Linked DNA regions of Homo sapiens: region 2 is linked to region 1. Evidence: read pairs that join two places in POLR2A ChIA-PET (ENCODE). Cell type or tissue: Caco-2. All regions are shown on one strand. Links, peaks and the distances in the headings refer to the core of each region. The heading gives the core; the rest is flanking DNA.

Region 1 (12,200 bases), core at 3,508-7,507:
GAAGAAATATAAGAAATATTTATACTCCCAACCTATAAAAATATGATAGATTTGGCTTAGGGCTATAGAAGAAGAGTTATGAAAGATGAAAGATTTTATGGACTTAATACTTAGGGAGGATTTTATAATATGTATCAAGATCTGGGTATTTTACATATTTGATCTCATTGCATTGTCACTAAAATTTTGTGAATTTATTATTATCGTCACTTGCAAGATAAAGAAACTGATATGCTAAGAGGCTTAGTAGCATGCCCAAAGTCATACTGCCACTATGAAATTGAGATCCAAACCTACGGCTTTAAGTTCATAGATTTTCCAATATACCGTGTTGGTATAGATTACCGCCAGGTGTGTGTGATTGTTTAATGTGTGTATATGTATCTGGTAGTAGCATCAAGGAAAAATCAAGGAAATAATTACATTTAAACTGATCTTTCTAGTTATTCAAATGACTGGTATATCTTAAATCAAGGTTTGAAGGCCAACACCAAAAGAGTGTGTTGAGAATTTTAAGTTTGTGTCCTTTGATAATAATGTAGCTTTTCTAGAAAAGAAACCCTGCTCTCCTGCCCGTCAAACAACTACAGGTCACCGGGGTGTGCATCTTGTAAAACTTCATTAAGGTACATACTTAGCTGATGCCTAAAAATATTTTGAGTGTAGGCACAGACATTAAGTAAAAAAGAAGACCAGGAGCTATAGATATTAAAATTTTTATGAAAAGCATTTACAAGTACCCATGGAAAAAACCTTTTTTATTGCTAGTAGTCTAATGTTAGTAGTCTTGAATTTAATGCTGCTCTATATTAGGAAATGAATTAACTAGCTGGTGTTAAATTATCTCTAAAACTAGGATGGTGGCCATGGAAGGAGAAAAGGACAGATGTGAGAAACCTCAAAATGAGAAAATTAAGAGGACTTAGTGACATAAATAATAGAGAGGAAAAATCAAAATTCACATTCAACTTGAAAGTCTGTTTTTTCCCTAAGTTTTCTTTTTTTTTTAACTAGACCAATAACTAGTCTTTTCTCTAAATAGACTATTACCTAATTTTTAAGTACTAAAAAGTAACGTGTTGATCATATACATAATTAACTGTTTCTATTTAGTTTTTCTTTATAATATTTTTAAGGAAAACTATTAAGATTCTTTTTATGGTTCTAAGTACCCCTAACAATACTCAATATTTCCTATTAGGCATGGCTTTTAGGTATAACAACACAATGAGAATTACATTTAATTTACCAGTTACTGAGAACTTATTGAAAATCAGAAATTTTGCTAGAACTCAGGGGTGAAAAGATGATTAAGACTCTAAAACCATGTACTACTTTGAAGAAACGCACACTTACTGGAGGTGACAGGCAAGCTGATAAATACCTATGAAATTATAATGAAAATGTAATCACTTCTGAAAAATATTTTAAAAACACACTTTCGTAAATAAGTTCATAATATAGAAAAAATAAATTATCCATAGTTCACTACATTATTTCCTCAGGTTGGCCCAATTTCTTTCATAATTATTATAATAGATGCCTTTCTATCTTTTCTATGTTAGACATAATTCAATCACTATTACTATATAATTGACATATAGTTGTCATATACACACTGGACATGAGTATATTATTTCAATTTTAATAAGGAGGACACTTGAAGAACAGAGAACTTCTCAAAGTCACACAACTAGTAAAATGGAGAGACCAGGACTTTTAATCATACATTCCTGATTTTACATCCTCATCCTTCGTGCTATCCATACTATTTCCTTGACTTTCAAATTCATCTTTGTCTAATTAGTAAAATTATCATTATTAATAGCATTTAGAATTTACTTTGTGACCCTAGACGCCTTACATCTTATTGACTCATGTAACCCTCATTCTACAGATAAAAAAACTAAAGCTGATAATCATTTTTAAAACATCGTCCAAGGTAACAGAGCTCACACTGATGCAGGCAGGATTTTAACTCTAGCAGTATGACTTTACATTTTAGAGAGTTTGTCTCAGAAGAAACTGTAACCACCACATTATATGGTCAGTTCTGGAATTCAATAGGTCCAGAAAGATATCAATCTATAAAGTCAATTAAAAGAAATCATCAGCCATCATCTTGACAGAAACCTAAAAGCTCCTGGACAAGCAATTGAAGCAGCATCACTGTGTCATGTATTGACCTTAAAATTGCTGTCTCCGGTAAACCGTTTATTCTGAATTTAAAAAAATAAAGACTGGAAGAAAAACTCATCACTGGTAGTATATAAAAACATCATAAAGAACAGGTGATGAGGTATATTCTATTTTTCCTAGGAATATAACCTGTTGTCTAGGTTAAGGTTGGAATCATGAGATTCAATGAAATGAGATAGATTGGAGAATGCAGGAAAGATTACTAAGACAAGAAAGAAGACTTTGGAAAAGCTAATTCTACCAACACAGATGACATCTACCACAATCCACTTTGGAAAAAGATGGGAGGAGATGGGTTGAGTAGAAAAATGAGCAGAGAAAAAAGCAAGGAATATTAGGGCTTTGGTGATATTATAATGTTTTAACTCTGCCCTGCCAATCACCTCTGTTTTGTGTTAGGGAACTGACAGAGGAATATACAGTAAACAATATGCAAAGGGGAGAGAAGGTTCTATTAACAGCGATGTCAGTGACTAACTTTAGTTTGGGGTTCTCTGCTAAAGCTAGGTTGGTGCACAAGACTTAAGCAATAGTCTCAAGTGAAACTTTCAATGGTTAGAAAAAAATGACTCCAAATCTGGGGCACTTACCACCCTTAGTCTATCAAATTGTGAAAGGAAGGCAAAGAGAGAAAAGAAGTACAACAAAGATGAAAGCAACCTCATTGACAGTCTAGCATATGTATGGCATAGAAGAAATGGAAGAGAGAATGAGAATATGGGATAAGGTCCTGCATCCACTTTTCTCCCAGGGACAAAAGACAATGAGAGATGAAGGTACTAAGAGGCACGCAAACTGTGTCGGGGTGCCCAGTATCACCTAGGTTTACTAATTCTCTAAGGATACTCAAGATCTCAGTATAGTTTTACTCACAGCTATGATTTACTACAATGAAAGAATACAAAGCGAAATCAGCAAAGGGATAAAGTGTGTGGGGTGAAGTCCAGGGGAAATCAGGCACAAGCTTCCAAGAGTCCTCTTCAGTAGAGTCGCACAGGAGACACTTAATTCCTCCAGCAACAAGTTGTGACATGCATGAAGTGTTGTCTATAAAGGAAGTTCTTTTAGACACTCAGTGCCCAAGGTTTTTATTGGAGGTTCATCACATAGGCATCTTGCCCAGCACTTATCAAAGTTCCAGAGTCCCAGAAAAAAAGGTGTTCAGTATAAACCTTATTGTTTGCACAAAAGTTTTGTAACATTCAGTCATTGTTATCATTTAGGGTAATCAGAATTGTCCTGAAATTTCAAGTTCCCAAATGCCAGCCAAGAGACAAGCTTGCAAGCACACTTTTCTAAGAAGGATATCAGTCTCAGGCCTGGTGTATTAATTTTTTTCTGCACACAGATATATGTGTAATCCTTTACACACAAGAATCATAGCTATTAATAAATGTGGACCAATAAAAATTTCACACCCTGTCCAAATTATTATTCTCTATTCTTGAAGGCAGAAGAAAGAAAGGGACGAGAGGAAAGGCCGACCAATCAAAATAGAAAAGCATCTCTGTCTCCTACAGAAATGCCGAAGTTGGTTCAAAACCAGTAAGTGAAGAATAAAAACTAAAGATATAAAAAGTCGCAGAATCTTCCTTCCCATTTACCACATCTAGAAAAAATAGATACTGTCAAGCCTCATTATATGCAGATTCCATATTTGCAAATCACCTGCTTGCTAAAAATTTTTGTGACCCCCCAAATTAATACCTGCTGCACTTTCATGGTTATTTGCAGCCATGAGCAGAGCAGCCAAACATTTGTCTCTCCAGGCTGACATTCCCAGCTGAGCCCCAAGTGTAGTGAAGTTTTGTTTAGTGTTCCTAAGGACCTCCCATTAAAGTCTTTTGTCAGAATAAAACAAAAAGTCTATCTCCTTGTCTTGTGGATTTTATATATATATATATATATATATATATGGTAGATAAACTTTGTCCAGGGATGAGTTCAATGTTAGTTAATCAACAATATATATTAAATAAGGTGTCTTTAAAAAGAATCACACATATACAAGGTTATATATTAAAAGGTTGATGGAAATTTGATCATAGGTTCACGGGAGCCTATCTGAGAGTAATGGTTTGTTATTCACTAATTCAGTCTGTGTGGCAACTTTATAGAACAAAACTACCATAAATAATGAGAATTGACTCCACTTCAAACATCACTTCATACACAAAGAACCACTATCTACCATAAAGTCACCGGGTTCTGCAGCACATTGTGCATGTCAGTGAGCTATAGCAACCATGGGCACAGAAGGGGCTGTGACTGGGCAGGGCCAGTGCCTCAATGACTCCTCTGAGCCCTGGGGCAGAGAAAAACTCAGAATCAAGGATAATAGGCTAATTCAAGCGCTGAATTGGGAACAGACAAACTCAGAGCTTGGATTAATTAAAAAACCCAAACAAATAGGTTTTTGCCAATTGTGGCAGTGAACTTTGGGTCTTAAAGTCTGTAGCTGGGTTATTAACCAACAGGGAAAAACAAGGTTCAAGGTTAAAGTTAGGTTCCAGGAAATAGGTGAGGAAAAGAGTTTATATTAGAAAACAAAACAAAAGATGTAGTCATAGTACAACTTCAAGGTATAGCTGTGGCTCTCAGGGCTCTGTCTGTCTGTTAGCTCTAATTTGAAGCACTCTTCTTGTTACTGGTAGATAAGGGTTAAAGGGAAGGGGCAACTGCCCCAAAAGACAAGGCTTAACAATGCCCACAAGGTCATAATATATATTACTAGATATTTTGTTTCAATCTGCTTTGGAAAACAGGTATAAGGTAACTATGACCTCAATATTTCCCAAGTGTCCCATTAGATATTTAAAATAAATAACTAAACAAACCACTTCCTACGATCACTGTAAGAGAAAACCAAGGCACAGAGGCTGCTATTTAAAAATCTTGAAATCTGAGTTTATTTACCAGTCAAAACCTCCATTAAAGTATTTTATCAAAATAAAACACAAATTTAATTTCAGAAATCACCTTGTGAAAATGCATGTGCATTTGGAATCTGTCATAATTAGCAGTTACTCTAAGTGTATTTTTTCACACTATATTTGGGTCTATATCTAAAATGCAAAGCCAATTATGGCATGTATGCTTACATCTCCCAGTTGATTACACATTTATCAGCAAGCTGCAAACTTGGCCTCTGCAACACAAGCCACTTGTAAAGATTTCTCAGAGATTTTCTTGCCTAATAAAAAGTCTGATGAGAAACTTTTACTGTCACACATTTTCATATTTTTTAGCCCTAGCAGACACATTCCTGACAGGTGAATCAATATGAATAAGGGAAGACATTACAGAGAAACTGTTAGTCTTCAGAATTGAGATTTGCATCAATGCCTCTCTGATTTGTGCATCCTTCAAATATTTTTTCCCCAATTATCTTTTGTGTTATTCTCTCGCTGGCTGCTGCTGACGAGTAATTTTACAACACTTGTGCTATTAAAGCATACACTCATGACCCCATTGTGACACAAAGCAAATAGTGCACATAGCGAATGCAAGCACATAACTACTAATCTTGCCTTTTAAATGCATTTGAACTTGACCTATTGAAATACCCATTACAGAATGTATGACAGCTTGGTGAAATACATGGGGCAAGACACCATCTCAGGAAAGCAGACTCTTTGAAAATAAATCACTTGAAAGACTGCAATATGGTAGGAATTGATTGAGAAAAATGCAGTACCACATAGTGAAGTAACCTGCTTAAACCCTACAAAACAAGTCACTACTTCTAAAAGCTCTGTAAGTTAGAGCTCAGTGGCATCTAATTTAATCCATAAATGACTCTAAAAGAAAATAATGGCTAATAATTTAATGTAAAGAGCATATATTTAGAAACATCAATAATATAATGTCTTGTATTCTGAAGCAAATATATTTTCTTTTTTCTTTTTCTTTTTTTTTTTTTTTTTTTTCATATGGAGTTTCACTCTTGTCGCCCAGGCTGGAGTGCAATGGCACAATCTCAGCTCACTGCAACCTCTACCTGCCTGGTTCAAGTGATTCTCCTGTCTCAGCCTCATGAGTAGCTAGCATTACAAGCGTGAACCACCACGCCCAGCTAATTTTGTATTTTTAGTAGAGATGGGGTTTCACCATGTTGGCCAGGCTGGTCTTGAATGCCTGACCTTAGGTGATCCACCCACTTCGGCCTCCCAAAGTGCTGAGATTACAGGTGTGAGCCACCATGCCCAACCAGCAAATATATGTTCATGCTGCTGATGCAGGAATGCATTTCAACTTGGTATAGCCTAGGCATATCTTAGGACCTAAAGGTGCCCACAGTCCTATATACTGAAGCATTTTTACTCATCCTATCCACTATAAAATTATCAATTCTACTGAGAGTCAAAGTCAACATAGAAACACAAGCTATAATGATTCTCAGAGAGCATTTTTAGAAAAAAATCTGATATGCATTTTACTGACAGGAAAAGTAGTTTTCAGATGATATCAGAACACTGGTCTCTAGGACAGGGCTTATGGCAAATGGTTCATATCCCACCTTGGTAAATGTCAGGTAAATGTTACTTGACAGTAACTCTACTATTATTCTTTATTTTACGTAATTTGAATATTTCAAAAAAGGGAGATTATGATGTGCTGGATAAAATAAACAAAAATCTGTAAGCAGGAGTTTTTACATGTGTGTAAATATGTACGGTACACTCAATGTTTAGGCAAAATTGACTCCTCAATGGTCAAACATAAACACTCAACATTTAAACTTCATAATGAACATAGTATGTTTTATTAATTTTCTGTGCAAATATATATATATTTAATATTTTAAAATTATATAAATATTTAATGTTCCTATCTTACTGAGCACAATTATGAGATTTAAAAATAATAACAAAAAACAAACCAAAATAAAACCAAAATCCCAAACCCAGCATGTTAAATTTAAATATCAGAATCCTATCATTCCCAATTACATATCCTGCTGTAAGGAAAATTACAGAAGCGTTGAGTGACTTAGAAATTAGAACACTTTCAAAGTGTTTCAAAGGAGCAGTTCTTAAATACTACTTTTTTATTATCTTCACATGGAAGACTGATCCTTCTTTAGGATGAAAACAACACTATGCTGTTCTCAAAATCCTAGAGAAAATTCTTGATTATTATTGCCAAAAGTGCGTAATTCCCAATGAAAAGAGATTTTAAGTATGTTTGAACAAATTTTATTTGTTTCAGTTGTAAGCACCGTGTCATGTTCTAAAGCAATAAAGGTTTTCCTACATACTATGACTTTATACATACTATGACTTTATAGGAATAAGATTATATATAAATATATGCATATTTTCAATTATTTATGAATATTGAATTTGATTTAGTGCTTTCTCTTCAGCATTGTATAATGCCACACTTCCATTTAACTAGATAACAAGGATCAAATGCCAAACCTGGACTGCTGAGCATCTCACACTTGGATGAGAGGACTACACTTTCTCTAACTGCAAACCCGAAATTGTTGAATGCTATGAAAGCTGGAGGGTGTTACTAAGCATTATTCTAGAATTTCATTTTCACTCGAGTTTTTTTTATAATCCACCATAAAAATACACACATGCACACACACATTATTTAAATATAAAAATCTACAACATAACATGAGATTTGATGAAAACCCATAATGAAAAATATCTCCAGTAAGAGTAAGAAAGCTATACATTTACTTTATTCCCATCTAAAAAAAAAAAAAAAGCAGATAAAACGTCTTGCATTTTTGTAAATAGAAGGATTTCTAGTGATAAGACATAGGTCTTGAATTTAATTCAGCAGAACATCTCATAAACATCTAAATTTTCCTCCATTAAATCTTAAATAAGTGGGATAACTTATGCTACCCTCTGCAATTCCTAACTTAATTTTCTTTTTCTTTTATTATTATTACTATTATTATTATTATTATCATTATTTTAATTATACTTTAAGTTTTAGGGTACATGTGCACATTGTGCAGGTTAGTTACATATGTATACATGTGCCATGCTGGTGCGCTGCACCCACTAACTCGTCATCTAGCATTAGGTATATCTCCCAATGCTATCCCTCCCCCCTCCCCCCTCCCCACCACAGTCCCCAGAGTGTGATATTCCCCTTCCTGTGTCCATGTGATCTCATTGTTCAATTCCCACCTATGAGTGAGAATATGCGGTATTTAGTTTTTTGTCCTTGCGATAGTTTACTGAGAATGATGATTTTCAATTTCATCCATGTCCCTACAAAGGACATGAACTCATCCTTTTTTATGGCTGCATAGTATTCCATGGTGTATATGTGCCAAATTTTCTTAATCCAGTCTATCATTGTTGGACATTTGGGTTGGTTCCAAGTCTTTGCTATTGTGAATAATGCCGCAATAAACATACGTGTGCATGTGTCTTTATAGCAGCATGATTTATAGTCATTTGGGTATATACCCAGTAATGGGATGGCTGGGTCAAATGGTATTTCTAGTTCTAGATCCCTGAGAAATCGCCACACTGACTTCCACAATGGTTGAACTACTTTACAGTCCCACCAACAGTGTAAAAGTGTTCCTATTTCTCCACATCCTCTCCAGCACCTGTTGTTTCCTGACTTTTTAATGATTGCCATTCTAAGTGGTGTGAGATGATATCTCATAGTGGTTTTGATTTGCATTTCTCTGATGGCCAGCGATGATGAGCATTTTTTCATGTGTTTTTTGGCTGCATAAATGTCTTCTTTTGAGAAGTGTCTGTTCATGTCCCTTGCCCACTTTTTGATGGGGTTGTTTGTTTTTTTCTTGTAAATTTGTTTGAGTTCATTGTAGATTCTGGATATTAGCCCTTTGTCAGATGAGTAGGTTGTGAAAATTTTCTCCCATGTTGTAGGTTGCCTGTTCACTCTGATGGTAGTTTCTTTTGCTGTGCAGAAGCTCTTTAGTTTAATGAGATCCCATTTGTCAATTTTGTCTTTGGTTGCCATTGCTTTTGGTGTTTTGGACATGAAGCCCTTGCCCATGCCTATGTCCTGAATGGTAATGCCTAGGTTTTCTTCTAGGGTTTTTATGGTTTTAGGTCTAACGTTTAAATCATTAATCCATCTTGAATTGATTTTTGTATAAGGTGTAAGGAAGGGATCCAGTTTCAGCTTTCTACATATGGCTAGCCAGTTTTCCCAGCACCATTTATTAAATAGGGAATCCTTTCCCCATTGCTTGTTTTTCTCAGGTTTGTCAAAGATCAGATAGTTGTAGGTATGCGGCATTATTTCTGAGGGCTCTGTTCTGTTCCATTGATCTATATCTCTGTTTTGGTACCAGTACCATGCTGTTTTGGTTACTGTAGCCTTGTAGTATAGTTTGAAGTCAGGTAGTGTGATGCCTCCAGCTTTGTTCTTTTGGCTTAGGATTGACTTGGCGATGCGGGCTCTTTTTTGGTTCCATATGAACTTTAAAGTAGTTTTTTCCAATTCTGTGAAGAAAGTCATTGGTAGCTTGATGGGGATGGCATTGAATCTGTAAATTACCTTGGGCAGTATGGCCATTTTCACTATATTGATTCTTCCTACCCATGAGCATGGAATGTTCTTCCATTTGTTTGTATCCTCTTTTATTTCCTTGAGCAGTGGTTTGTAGTTCTCCTTGAAGAGGTCCTTCACATCCCTTGTAAGTTGGATTCCTAGGTATTTTATTCTCTTGGAAGCAATTGTGAATGGGAGTTCACTCATGATTTGGCTCTCTGTTTGTCTGTTGTTGGTGTATAGGAATGCTTGTGGTTTTTGTACATTGATTTTGTATCCTGAGACTTTGCTGAAGTTGCTTATCAGCTTAAGGAGATTTTGGGCTGAGACAATGGGGTTTTCTAGATAAACAATCATGTCGTCTGCAAACAGGGACAATTTGACTTCCTCTTTTCCTAATTGAATACCCTTTATTTCCTTCTCCTGCCTGATTGCCCTGGCCAGAACTTCCAACACTATGTTGAATAGGAGTGGTGAGAGAGGGCATCACTGTCTTGTGCCAGTTTTCAAAGGGAATGCTTCCAGTTTTTGCCCATTCAGTATGATATTGGCTGTGGGTTTGTCATAGATAGCTCTTATTATTTTGAAATACGTCCCATCAATACCTAATTTATTGAGAGTTTTTAGCATGAAGGGTTGTTGAATTTTGTCAAAGGCTTTTTCTGCATCTATTGAGATAATCATGTGGTTTTTGTCTTTGGCTCTGTTTATATGCTGGATTACATTTATTGATTTGCGTATATTGAACCAGCCTTGCATCCCAGGGATGAAGCCCACTTGATCATGGTGGATAAGCTTTTTGATGTGCTGCTGGATTCGGTTTGCCAGTATTTTATTGAGGATTTTTGCATCAATGTTCATCAAGGATATTGGTCTAAAATTCTCTTTTTTGGTTGTGTCTCTGCCCGGCTTTGGTATCAGAATGATGCTGGCCTCATAAAATGAGTTAGGGAGGATTCCCTCTTTTTCTATTGATTGGAATAGTTTCAGAAGGAATGGTACCAGTTCCTCCTTGTACCTCTGGTAGAATTCGGCTGTGAATCCATCTGGTCCTGGACTCTTTTTGGTTGGTAAACTATTGATTATTGCCACAATTTCAACTCCTGTTATTGGTCTATTCAGAGATTCAACTTCTTCCTGGTTTAGTCTTGGGAGAGTGTATGTGTCCAGGAATTTATCCATTTCTTCTACATTTTCTAGTTTATTTGCGTAGAGGTGTTTGTAGTATTCTCTGATGGTAGTTTGTGTTTCTGTGGGATCGGTGGTGATATCCCCTTTATCATTTTTTATTGTGTCTGTTTGATTCTTCTCTCTTTTTTTCTTTATTAGTCTTGCTAGTGGTCTATCAATTTTGTTGATCCTTTCAAAAAACCAGCTCCTGGATTCATTGATTTTTTGAAGGGTTTTTTGTGTCTCTATTTCCTTCACTTCTGCTCTGATTTTAGTTATTTCTTGCCTTCTGCTAGCTTTTGAATGTGTTTGCTCTTGCTTTTCTAGTTCTTTTAATTGTGATGTTAGGGTGTCAATTTTGGATCTTTCCTGCTTTCCCTTGTGGGCATTTAGTGCTATAAATTTCCCTCTACACACTGCTTTGAATGCATCCCAGAGATTCTGGTATGTTGTGTCTTTGTTCTCGTTGGTTTCAAAGAACATCTTTATTTCTGCCTTCATTTCGTTATGTACCCAGCAGTCATTCAGGAGCAGGTTGTTCAGTTTCCATGTAGTTGAGCGGCTTTGAGTGAGATTCTTAATCCTGAGTTCTAGTTTGATTGCACTGTGGTCTGAGAGATAGTTTGTTATAATTTCTGTTCTTTTACATTTGCTGAGGAGAGCTTTACTTCCAACTATGTGGTCAATTTTGGAATAGGTGTGGTGTGGTGCTGAAATAAATGTATATTCTGTTGATTTGGGGTGGAGAGTTCTGTAGATGTCTATTAGGTCTGCTTGGTGCAGAGCTGAGTTCAATTCCTGGGTATCCTTGTTGACTTTCTGTCTCGTTGATCTGTCTAATGTTGACAGTGGGGTGTTAAAGTCTCCCATTATTAATGTGTGGGAGTCTAAGTCTCTTTGTAGGTCACTCAGGACCTGCTTTATGAATCTGGGTGCTCCTGTATTGGGTGCATATATATTTAGGATAGTTAGCTCCTCTTGTTGAATTGATCCCTTTACCATTATGTAATGGCCTTCTTTGTCTCTTTTGATCTTTGTTGGTTTAAAGTCTGTTTTATCAGAGACTAGGATTGCAACCCCTGCCTTTTTTTGTTTTCCATTTGCTTGGTAGATCTTCCTCCATCCTTTTATTTTGAGCCTATGTGTGTCTCTGCACGTGAGATGGGTTTCCTGAATACAGCACACTGATGGGTCTTGACTCTTTATCCAACTTGCCAGTCTGTGTCTTTTAATTGGAAAATTTAGTCCATTTACAGTTAAAGTTAATATTGTTATGTGTGAATTTGATCCTGTCATTATGATGTTAGCTGGTGATTTTGCTC
Region 2 (12,200 bases), core at 4,173-8,172, 130 kb after region 1:
ATCTCCTTAAGGTGATAAGCAACTTCAGCAAAGTCTCAGGATACAAAATCAATGTGCAAAAATCACAAGCATTCTTATACACCAATAACAGACAAACAGAGAGCCAAATCATGAGTGAACTCCCATTCACAATTGCTTCAAAGAGAATAAAATACCTAGGAATCCAACTTACAAGGGATGTGAAGGACTTCTTCAAGGAGAACTACATACCACTGCTCAACGAAATAAAAGAGGACACAAACAAATGGAAGAACATTCCATGCTCAGGGATAGGAAGAATCAATATCGTGAAAATGGCCATACTGCCCAAGGTAATTTATAGATTCAGTTGCATCCTCATCAAGCTACCAATGACTTTCTTCACAGAATTGGAAAAAACTACTTTAAAGTTCATATGGAACCAAAAAAGAGCCTGCATTGCCAAGACAATCCTAAGCCAAAAGAACAAAGCTGGAGGCATCACGCTACCTGACTTCAAACAATACTACAAGGCTGCAGTAACCAAAGCAGCATGGTACTGCTACCAAAACAGAGATATAGACCAATGGAACAGAACAGAGCCCTCAGAAATAATACCACACATCTACAATCATCTGATCTTTGACAAACCTGACAAAAACAAGAAATGGGGAAAGAATTCCCTATTTAATAAATGGTGCTGGGAAAACTGGCTAGTTGTATGTAGAAAGCTGAAACTGGATCCCTTCCTTACACCTTATACAAAAATTAATTCAAGATGGATTAAAGACTTAAATGTTAGACCTAAAACCATCAAAACCCTAGAAGAAAACCTAGGCAATACCATTCAGGACATACACATGAGCAAGGACTTCATGTCTAAAACACCAAAAGCAATGGCAACAAAAGCCAAAATTGAAAATGGGATCTAATTAAACTAAAGAGCTTCTGCACAGCAAAAGAAACTACCATCAGAGTGAACAGGCAACCTACAGAATGGGAGAAAATTTTTGCAGTCTACCTATCTGACAAAGGGCTAATATCCAGAATCTACAAAAAACTCAAACTTACAAGAAAAAAACAAACAACCCCATCAAAAAGTAGGCAAAGGATATGAACAGACACCTCTCAAAAGAAGACATTTATGCAGCCAAAAGACACATGAAAAAATGCTCATCATCACTGGCCATCAGAGAAATGCAAATCAAAACCACAATGAGATACCATTTCACACCAGTTAGAATGGTGATCATTAAAAAGTCAGGAAACAACAGGTGCTGGAGAGGATGTGGAGAAACAGGAACACTTTTACACTGTTGGTGGGACTGTAAACTAATTCAATCATTGTGGAAGACAGTGTGGCGATTCCTCAGGGATCTAGAACTAGAAATACCATTTGACCCAGCCATCCCATTACTGGGTATATACCCAAAGGATTATAAATCATGCTGCTATAAAGACACAGGCACACGTATGTTTATTGCGGCACTATTCACAATAGCAAAGACTTGGAACCAACCCAAATGTCCATCAATGATAGACTGGATTAAGAATATGTGGCACATATACACCATGGATTACTATGCAGCCATAAAAAAGGATGAGTTCATGTCCTTTTTAGGGACATGGATGAAGCTGGAAACCAACATTCTCAGCAAACTATCGCAAGGACAAAAAACTATACACCACATGTTCTCACTCATAGGTGAGAACTGAACAATGAGAACACTTGGACACAGGAAGGGGAACATCACACACCGGGGCCTGTTGTGGGGTTGGGAGAGGGGGAGGGACAGCATTAGGAGATATACCTAATGTAAATGATGAGTTAATGGGTGCGGCACACCAACATGGCACATGTATACATATGTAACAAACCTGCACATTATGCACATGTACCCTAGAACTTAAAGTATAATAATAAAAAAATAAATAAAATAAAATAAAATCACAATGTTAAATCTTAAAAATAATGAAATAATAAAATAAAATAATTTTAAGTCACATATTCCTAGGAATTTCTAAGGTCCCCATATGTACACATTGATTTCAATCCCGTGTCCCATAGAGATACACTATCCTTCAAAAGATACTCAAATTCTGAAGAACTCTAATTCTTTTGATCATCAAATGCAGTCTCCATACACAATTTCTTACCAATCCAGAAAATTTGCTAATACAAGAGAACTTTCAGAAACAAGAAGTCATGTATAGAAACAGCTATACTTCACTCTTACTTACCCAGAATAGTCCATTAACCAGGACACTACAATGGTTAAACATTTTGATTACTCAAGACTTTTTCTAAATAACCTGACAGATACACATCAAAATAATTGATTCTGACACTTACCTTATTGCATATGTAGAGGCTGTGATCATGAGGAATAGCACCACCACCATGCAGACCCCTGTCAGGCCAGGAACTATAAAAATGTATACAAGTAGGTTTTTACTTAAATCATAGTGAGAAAAAAATACAAAAAATGATTATATTAGAATCCGAAATACTGTGCTGTTCTGTGGGAAGCCTAATTCAAATCCCACATCTACATGTATGTTCTCCCTCAAACAAGCCCTTTACTTTTTAATTTTTTAAATTAATTTTTGATTGACAGATAATAATTATACATAGCTATGGAGTACATAGTGATGTTTCCATACATATAAAGTAAAAGTGATCAGATCAGAGTAATTAGCATATCCATCCATCATCTCAAACATTTATTATTACTTTGTGTTGGGAACATTCAATATCCTTCTTCTAGCTATTTGAAAGCATATAATACATTATTGCTTACTATAGTCATTCTACAGTGGTACAGAACACCAGAACTTATTAAAATCAGTACAGTTTCAAAGTCGTTTAGACCAATCAGGATCTTTTATCTATTTTACAGAATATTCCATTTTTTTTAATTCCCAAATATTCTACTCAGAATGGCAAATAGGTACTTACTTCTAAAAGTATACACTAAACATCAGTAATTAATGCAACAGGACAGGGTTAACTTTCAGCACTCTTTCTGTTTTGGTTTTAAACACCATAGTACTAAATCTCCCTCATGCTCTCCTTCCTCTTATGAAACTAAGCAGTGCCTTCAGTTTCAATTTCAATTAACTGCTTTTAGGCTTCACTAACTAGAATAATTTTAAACAAAAAATAAAGCCTAAAGTGTTTTCAAAAATCACAAAACACAGAACAAAAATTGGAGGTTTCTAGAATAAACTACAATGTTGATGTTTTAAAAATACTTGCAGACATATTTCTCCTTAGTATGAAAAATATGTTGAAATCAAGTGCTTCAGATATGGCATAACATTTGTTTTTTTAAAATAATAAAATGTGCAAATATATTGTCAAAATTATAATGGCAGGATAGATTGCTACAAATCCAACATTAGCACATATAGCATGTCCAAAATGAATAGCTAACTGAAAAACAATATCCTAAACAGCTAAAGTGTCAATGGTCTCCTTTAGTATTGTATTATTACAAAATTAAATATCCTGTCAATAAGTTACATTTGTTTACTCTCACAAGCAACAGTAAGTCCTGAATATCCCATCTGAGATAATCTTAAATCAGACTACAAAGAAAAGCTATTGGGACAATTCCATCTGGAAAAGTGACATTCCTCTGCTTCTTTCCTTGTCAAGAAAACTACTATGAAATAGAAGGTCTGTCATAGACTATGAGCCACCAGCAGAAGCAGACACCTTGTGTACAATGTAAGAGCAACACAGGTGTGTATCATTAGGATTCCAGAGTTAGAATCACTGGAAAATAACAGCATTCGAAATCTCAGTACAGTAGAAACAAATTTCACTTATAAAGCACCACATGAAAAATAAGAGAATTAGTCTATGGGTTCTCAGCACTTGAGTACTCGCACCTCCTCACTTTCCCAGTAGACAGTTTTAGAAGCCTAACAAAAGGTGCCCTTCCCTAATGTACCTAATCCAAATCATTTCTTCTTTACGCTTCCTTCCTAGAGGAAAAGTACTTCCTTTTTCATGATTTTTCCATTTCCTACAGTGAGTGCTTACTTCCCAGTTGTAAGAGATGGGTAAGATAACTAGTCTAGTTCACTCTAAAGAACTAGCAGCATGAAAAATACACTATTTTGGAAAAATAGCATGCCTGCAAAGTAACCCAGCCATTGCACTTCCAAGTGTTTACCCAAAAGAAACAAACATATATCCATGCAAAGACTTGTTTAAGAATGTTCATAGCTACTTATTTTTAACAGTCAAAGTCTATAAACGACTCTGATATTCATCAACAGATTAATGGATAAACAATTGTGGTACTTATCTGTACCTGGAAAATTAATCAGCAATAAAAAAAAAATAAAGTGTTGATAGATAAGCAACAATATACATGAATCACAAAATTGTTAGACTGAATAAAAGAAGCTAAACCACTCCAGTCCTGAAAAAGTACAAATTCTATGATTCCTTGTATATAACATTCCAGAAAATTCACACTATTCTTCAGTGATAGAAAGCAGATCAGTTGCTAGGAGGGGTAGAGGGCAAGATGCGTTATAAAAGAGCACAAAAATATTCTGTGATAATAAAAATATTTATCATCTAACTTTTGATGATGGTTCCACTATTGTGTATGTATGTGTATATATGTATGTATCAAAACCAATCAAATTGTATACATGTGTATAATTAGTGTACTTCAATTATAATTTCATAAATTTGAGAGAAAAAAGAAGAGGTCAGTCTCACTGTTTTCAAGTGTTAAAAAAGAAAACCTTTATTTGTCCACATGAATAACTAAATGATAGAATCCCAGATGGCTACATAGTGTGAAATTATAGTTAGAGGGGCCTTTCCAATATTTTATTGGGCCTTTATTAGTGTTCTTCTATGTCTGCATACACTTTCCTATATAGTTTTGAACATGCCAAAATTAGTCATGGGATGTCTGCAAATTACTTCATCGAAAGAACACCTGGAAAAATGGAGTATGTTTAGAATAGAGCCACAATTTCCAAAGTGTATTATTTGAAAATTAATTCCTTGAAATATTAGTTTCTATTACTAAAAATACTATAACCATTCCTTAAAAAGTCACAGGGTACATTAATGTATAAAAGTCTCTGAGAAGTATTAAATTCAAGAAACCTGATTAAACTTAAATATTTTCTTAAACTTATTAGATCAGAGTATTGCTTTTAGGTCAGAACATGAAAACATATTGGAAAGACTTAGAGGAAGTAAAATAGTTTACTTCAGTCATTTGAGGATAAAATAGAAGGGCCAGACGACCCAGCCAATGATGTATATGGTCTGGGATTATACTCTTGTTACTGTCCCTTACACAAAACTCCAATCTCACTGAATCTCATCTGCAAACTAAGGAGAATAAATCTGAAGATTTTCCATGTTCCTTCAGATTTATAAAGTTATCTCTTTTATCTAAAGAATTTGTTTTTCCTTCTTATTTCTCAAAAGTAAAAAAGACCAAAGTGTACAATTAATAAAGTAATAGATTTCAGATCAATGAAGAAGAACTTACAATTAGCAAGGGCAGAAAAGCATACTATAATCAGAGTGATCAAAAAGTCAGGGGTAACTGTTATCTGGGATATTACAAGAAGATCTATGCATCAAATAAAAGAGTTAAACAAATGACTTTTATTCATTCAGTGAACAGTTTGTAGGCATATACAGTGTACTGTTAGATGTTAAATGCTAGAGATAAAATAAATTCTGCTCTACAAAAATTCCCAGTCCACTGGTGGAGACAGACAAGTTAAGCAGGAAATTGCAACACACGGCATTAAGTGCTGTAAAGAGAGCTAAGCACTGAGTGCTTTCAGGGCACATCAAAGGGCACCCTAAGCTAGCCTTGGTTGACAGCTCAGCTAAATCCCAATATATTAGCCTTATTACAACACATTCCAAGAGTCTGAAAACACCGGCTGGAAATCACTGGGCTAGTCTAATCTCACCGGGCAAAGTTGCTTGTCCAAGTGAAGTACCTTGATTCTCCTGTGAATTTTTTTAGTCCTTCAAGTTAGGAAGCCAAACCTATACTTGTTTCCTTAGCAAAATACATGTTTACATGTTTATTCTTATGGCTTTATATTTATGCATATTAAATTTATTAATTAGTAGCTTTTAAAATGAATAATTGCATGACATTGTAATTTCTAGATGAACCTGAGAGATTGTTTTCATCCATACCCAGATGTGGTCAGAAATATACCATTATCTATTCATTATCCTATTTTACTAACATAATTGGAAACATAATTATATTTGTTTCTGAGGGTTTTTAAAATTAAAGTTAGATATTATCCATTTTATTCTCACCATAAAAGCTACTACCAAATTTGGAGATATATAGTAAGCATTTTTAAATGAACATTTAAATAATTCAATCTATTAATCTTACCTTAGAAATCCTTAATTGGAATGTTTATAACATTTCTTATGTAGTAAGTTTAGCCACTATATTTTATGTCACTTGTATAACCAAAGACTTTATTTTTTACAAGACAATCTTAATTTGTCAATACTAGATTCCATTGAAAAAAATTCCAACACACAGAGATAGAAGACTCTATGTAATATTAAACAAACAAAAATCCATGAAATCTATTAACTAATAAAAATACTCTTTATCAGCTGGGCGCAGTGGCTCACGCCTGTAATCTGAGCACTTTGGGAGGCTGAGGCAAGCAGATCATGAGGTCAAGAGTTCAAGACCAGCCTGGCCAACATAGTGAAACTCCATCTCTACTAAAAAAAAAATACAAAAAACTTAGCCGGGCATGGTGACGGGCACCTGTAATCCCAGTTACTTGGGAGGCTGAGGCAATGTTTCCTAGATGCTGTGCCTGAGAACATTCAGAGATGGCTGTGGAATAGTTTTAGTCAACATTAGTGATATAAAGTTGGATTCAGTTCATTGATAGAAAAAGGTGTCTTTCATGCCATTACCATCCTTAGACTCTACTTTGCACTGTCACCTGCTAGTCTTCAGTGGGGACAAACAGATGCCTTAGGAGCTCCAGACTCACGCTTAGGGAGCCCTGTGTCTGAGCCCAGTTCCAGACTGATGACCTGGGAAGTGGATGCCTCCTGCTGGCCAGCATAGTACTTCTTTTCTTGAAATTATGTGAGAATGGGCCACCAAAATGGTGCTAATTTGCTGAATTGGGTGAGTCAAATTGTTTTTATTGCCAGAGGCCATAAAAAAATGTTTACCTAGGACCCTGCATACTCTAGAAGCAGCCCTTCCCAACCCAAGAGAAGCTCACCTACAAGTGGAAAAGACAGTACATGTAAGGAAATAAACTATTCTACAACACAGTATTTTTACAGTCATCCTTCAATATCCATGCGATTGGTTCCAGGACCCCTCACAGATACCAAGTTTGAGAATGCTCAAGTATTTATACATAACATGTGCACATCCTCTCACATACTTTAAATTATCTCTCGGTTACTTACAATAAATACCTAATACAAAAGGCAGGCAGTAGCGAGACGGTATGCTCAAGAGTATGATGAGATGTTCAGTAGTGACAGGACAGCAGCTCCCAAAGTACCTGGGAAGGTTAGTAAAACACTTTGCCAAGTCTTTCCCAGACACACACTAAGGTAGACCCAGGAAATTTGTATTAAGTGTCTTCTCTACTAAGTCCAACACCACTCATGGGGACCTCTGGGAAAGGACATAGGATGATAGGGTTGCATGCTAGGTAGTGAGATTACCTGCTTATAAGAAGTATTAGTTATTAGTATAATAATATTAGTATTATTAGTATATTAGTATAACATAGTAATATATTATTATTATATATAATATATAATAATATATATACTACATATAAAATATTTTGAGATGTTAAACTTGCTTATATATAGTATATATCATTATATACTATATATACTATATATTATATAATATATATAATATATAATATATAATTATAATATAAATAATATATAATATATAATTATAATATAATATATACTATGTATATTATATAATATACAGCATATATATTATATACTATATATACTATATAATATACAGCATATATATTATATACTATATATACTATATATTACACACTATATATAATAATATACTATATATAATATAATATATACTATATATTATATACTATATATAATACTATATATAATATATAGTATATATTATATACTATATATAATACTCTATATAATATATACTATATATTATATACTATATATACTATAAATAATATATAATATACTATATATTATTATATTATTATATCATATATACTATATATAATACTATATATAATATAATATAATATAATAATATAATAATATATAGTGTATAATATATTATATATTATATATATTATATAATATCTTATATATTATATATATTATATAATATATTATATATTATATATATAATATATAATATATTATATATTATATATATAATATATAATATAAAATATATATAATAATATAATATATATTATTTTATATATAATAATATATAATATATAATTATATATTATATTATTAATATAATATTAGTAATATTAGTATAATCATAATAGTGCTAATAGTAACAATACTAATAATAATACTACTAATAGTATAATAATATTAGTGCCTTAATGTGATAGCTTAGTCACATAACAAATCTCTTTGTGTCTTTGTAAACTAAACTTTTCAAAGCATTTTAAAGGTTCCAAGGCTTCAATTAAACTTTATGTTTTAGAAAATAATATTAAACAAAGCTTTTGTTTCTCTCTCTTAAATGAATTCACTGTAAACCAAAAAATACATTGGTTGATACGTAAAGTTTTCTTTTTCTGTACTTTTTGTTCTCACCCAATTCTTCAGGCCTAAATGAAAACATGTTTTCAATGAGCAAAGTTGAAAGCAAAACTAAATTGTGTTCCTAAAGAGAAAACTGTGAAATACTTTGCAAGTGGCAAGTATTATAAATCTATAGACAAAAGTAAAATGTATCTTATAAATCTAAATATATAGCTGTGACATGGATGGGGAAAGCACTAGAATTATTGTGACGTTTCATCATAAAATTGATTCAAAAGAAAAATAATGCATTTGCCAGGGTAATGTGCCTCAGTCCCATGTGCAATTCCAATACTTAATTGGGTATTACACCCAACAATTTATGATAGAGCATCTCAACTATGCAATCATCCTTGTCCCTGAAATATGTGCTAAAAATTCCCCAAATGCATCTTTATTCTTTCATCTTTATAAATCTAAGGTTGGGAAAAAGAAGACTTTTAGCAAAAATTGTTTAACATCAGGGGAAATTTTGAGATGTTCAAACGTGCTTTAACAAATTAATAGTCTAGACTGAGATTTCATGGACAATAAGCTTGAAAAGGAAAAATAAATTACAAATGAAATAGGAGACACATTTCAAAGAAATAACTTATTTTAATGACTGTTTCTCCTCTTTGTTGTAAATTTTAAGATTAAAAAAAGTTGCACTAAATTACTGAATTATAAGAACTCCATGGATACCCACAGTGCTTGGTGTTCCTTTCCAATACATTGAGGGCAGGAGCCTGTTAAACATGCATTATCTCCTACAGCACTTGCCACAGCAGCAGGCACAAAGCAGGCCCTCAATAAGAATGCGGTTGCATTGTTTTGATTGGAAGAATATACGACAGTGAAATGTATTTGCTTATTTTTACTCTCCATTTATTCACACCCCAATGTTTGCATTGTCTCTGTTCTCATTGCAACCTTATCCTTTAACTCCAAATATTTATTCTTACATGCAAATTGTCCATATGTTATATTTGTAACATATATCTAATTGTTGTGTAATTTGATAATGCTTAGTTTTATTTTATTTATTTTTATTTTTATTTTTTAGACGGAGTCTTACTCTGTCACGCCCAGGCTGGAGTGCAGTGGCGCGATCTCAGCTCAGTGCAATTTCTGCCTCCTGGGTTCAAGTGATTCTCCTGCCTCAGCCTCCTAAGTAGCTGGGATTACAGGCACTTGCCACCCACCATGCCCGGCTAATTTTTTGTGTTTTTAGTAGAGATGGGGTTTCATCATGTTGATCAGGCTGGTTTCGAGTTCCTGACCTCAGGTGATCCGCCCGCCTCAGCCTCCCAAAGTGCTGGGAATACAGGCATGAGCCACTGCGCCCAGTCCGATAATGCCTACTTTTAAAGATGTTCCTAAACCTAAAGAAAAGGCTAAGAATAACAACTTACCAGTTGTGAAGAGAAGTTTTCTAGGATCCTGAGAAAAAGAAAAAAAAATAAATGATTAAAAACTAAAGCACTGATGATATATAATTCTATAAAGAGTATGCAGGATCTACAAACCACATACTTGTCATGTAAAATACTGTTCATCCAACGGAAGTGAGAAAGACTCGATTAAGTTTCATAACATTTTCACAATGCTAGAGGAGATTACAACAAGTAAAAACCCAATTCAGAGAAATCTATCCATCTGAGGCAAAATACTGGATGACTCAAAAGGCCCAGAAATTATTCTTAATGGTTACCTACAAGCTGGTGGCACTGGTTTTAAGCCCATCTTTGACCATTTTGAAACTCAATATCTTAGCCATGATGTTAAACTATTATTATATACTCTGTCTACCAAAACCGTGAAACTGCATCACAAGATGTGAAGACAGAATTAAAAACCAATAAAATATGTAGGGGATTTGCGCATTGTAAGCTCAGTACGAAGAAGACTAATTGAGAGCTTTCTGTGTTTCAAATATAGTGAAAAGTGGTGAGGATACTCAAATAAAAACCAGTTTCTGCTACTTAGAAATATGAAACATTAATATTGCTAAAATATTGTATGATTTCCTTTAAACTACATCTCTTATGCTCTAATGGTTATAGTCAGCACCCTTCTACCTTCTGGAAAACCAATCGCCACTAGATTTGTGGATTTATTTTTTATCCCCGTGGTGCTTAATATTTCACAAGCTTTTGAATTTCTTTCTGTGTGCCTCCATTGAATCTGGGGTCAGGCCAGACTATGTACTAAGAAGGAAACGATTGATATAGTGTCATCTGGGGGTCTTTGAATAAGGACCACTTGCTTAGGAATAGCTCCTCACCTGGCTTAATTCAATTGACTTCTATTCCAACTATTAGAAACATGGCTATAGGGTGATCTAAGAAAACTGAATATATAAACAACCCATAAAAATATCATATGGGCTGAACAAAGTGGTAAGAATAGAAATGTGAATAAATACCTAAGAAAACCCAGAAGATGGAACAATTAATATTGCTAGAGAAAGAAAATGAAACATGAGAGTGAGAGATGTTTTCACAGTGGCAAGATGAGGCAGATTTAGCCGGGCTATCAAGGAAGTGCAGCAGTCACAAGGTGGAGGGTGAGTCCTTGCATGCAGAGTAAAAGCATAAAAGAAGAACAATAGGGTATATTGGCACAAAACCATCTTTTTCAAAAGTGCTTCACAAAATAACATATGTGTTGACTATATATATATATATATATATATAATCAATATATAAATATATCAATATATAAAATATAATCTATATATAATAGATATGCCATATATTTATTTACATAATATTTAAATACATAAGTATATATACACTTATTTTCATCTACATCTAATGCATGGCCTTGTACCTATTAGATGCTAAATACATATTTATTAAAAAGAGAGAAAAAAGCATAAAGAGAGACATGAAAGAAGGAATACAAGAAGAAATAAAGGCAGGGGAAATACTAACTTAAAACGTTGAGTTGCCATTTTCATCCCTTAGATTGGGAAAAAAAAACAGAGATGAGTTGTAGAAATAGGCATTCTAATATTAGTTAGAAGTGTGAAAACAGGAGAAGACTTTTTAAAAAGGAATTTGGCACTGTCCATCAAAACTAAAAATGTACAACCTTTTAAACCAAAATTCTACAACTACAGATCTGTGTAGAAGAGGACAAAGAAATACATTCACTGGAGTGTGGTTCAGAACAAAACCCTAGAATCAATCTAAATGTCTGAATAAGAAAAAGACTAAAAATAAATTATGGCATAGTCATATGGAGAGAATGAGATAGATTAAGATATGTTGATACAATAAGCTATAAAAGTATATTTATGCAAACAAGTAAATCGCCAAGGAATATATACCATAAAATGCGACTCAAAATATCAGAAAAAAACATAATAAACTGTGGCTTGTTTTGGAGGAGA

Evidence for each region. ChIA-PET counts read pairs that join two places held together with the same protein. Peaks named below come from ENCODE experiments on the same cell type or tissue, not always from the same donor. Only the 100,000 strongest peaks of a DNase experiment are listed, where the experiment ranks them.
Region 2: POLR2A ChIA-PET joins it to region 1 with 6 read pairs; 2 of 35 experiments call an interaction of 5 or more read pairs at or near these places.

What each region holds. Positions count from the first base shown.
Region 1 is chr11:89,305,123-89,317,322 of GRCh38, forward strand. No RefSeq gene overlaps it. Among named protein-coding and RNA genes, the nearest start is that of TYR, 130 kb to the left of the region's middle. In Caco-2, for the core only: no CTCF peak of the experiment used is centred there; no DNase peak of the experiment used is centred there.
Region 2 is chr11:89,430,473-89,442,672 of GRCh38, forward strand. It overlaps NOX4 (NADPH oxidase 4), which reads right to left. Exons shown (of 18, transcript NM_016931.5): 6 at 10,216-10,243; 7 at 2,312-2,384. Among named protein-coding and RNA genes, the nearest start is that of NOX4, 55 kb to the right of the region's middle. In Caco-2, for the core only: no CTCF peak of the experiment used is centred there; a DNase peak (open chromatin) is centred at 5,819.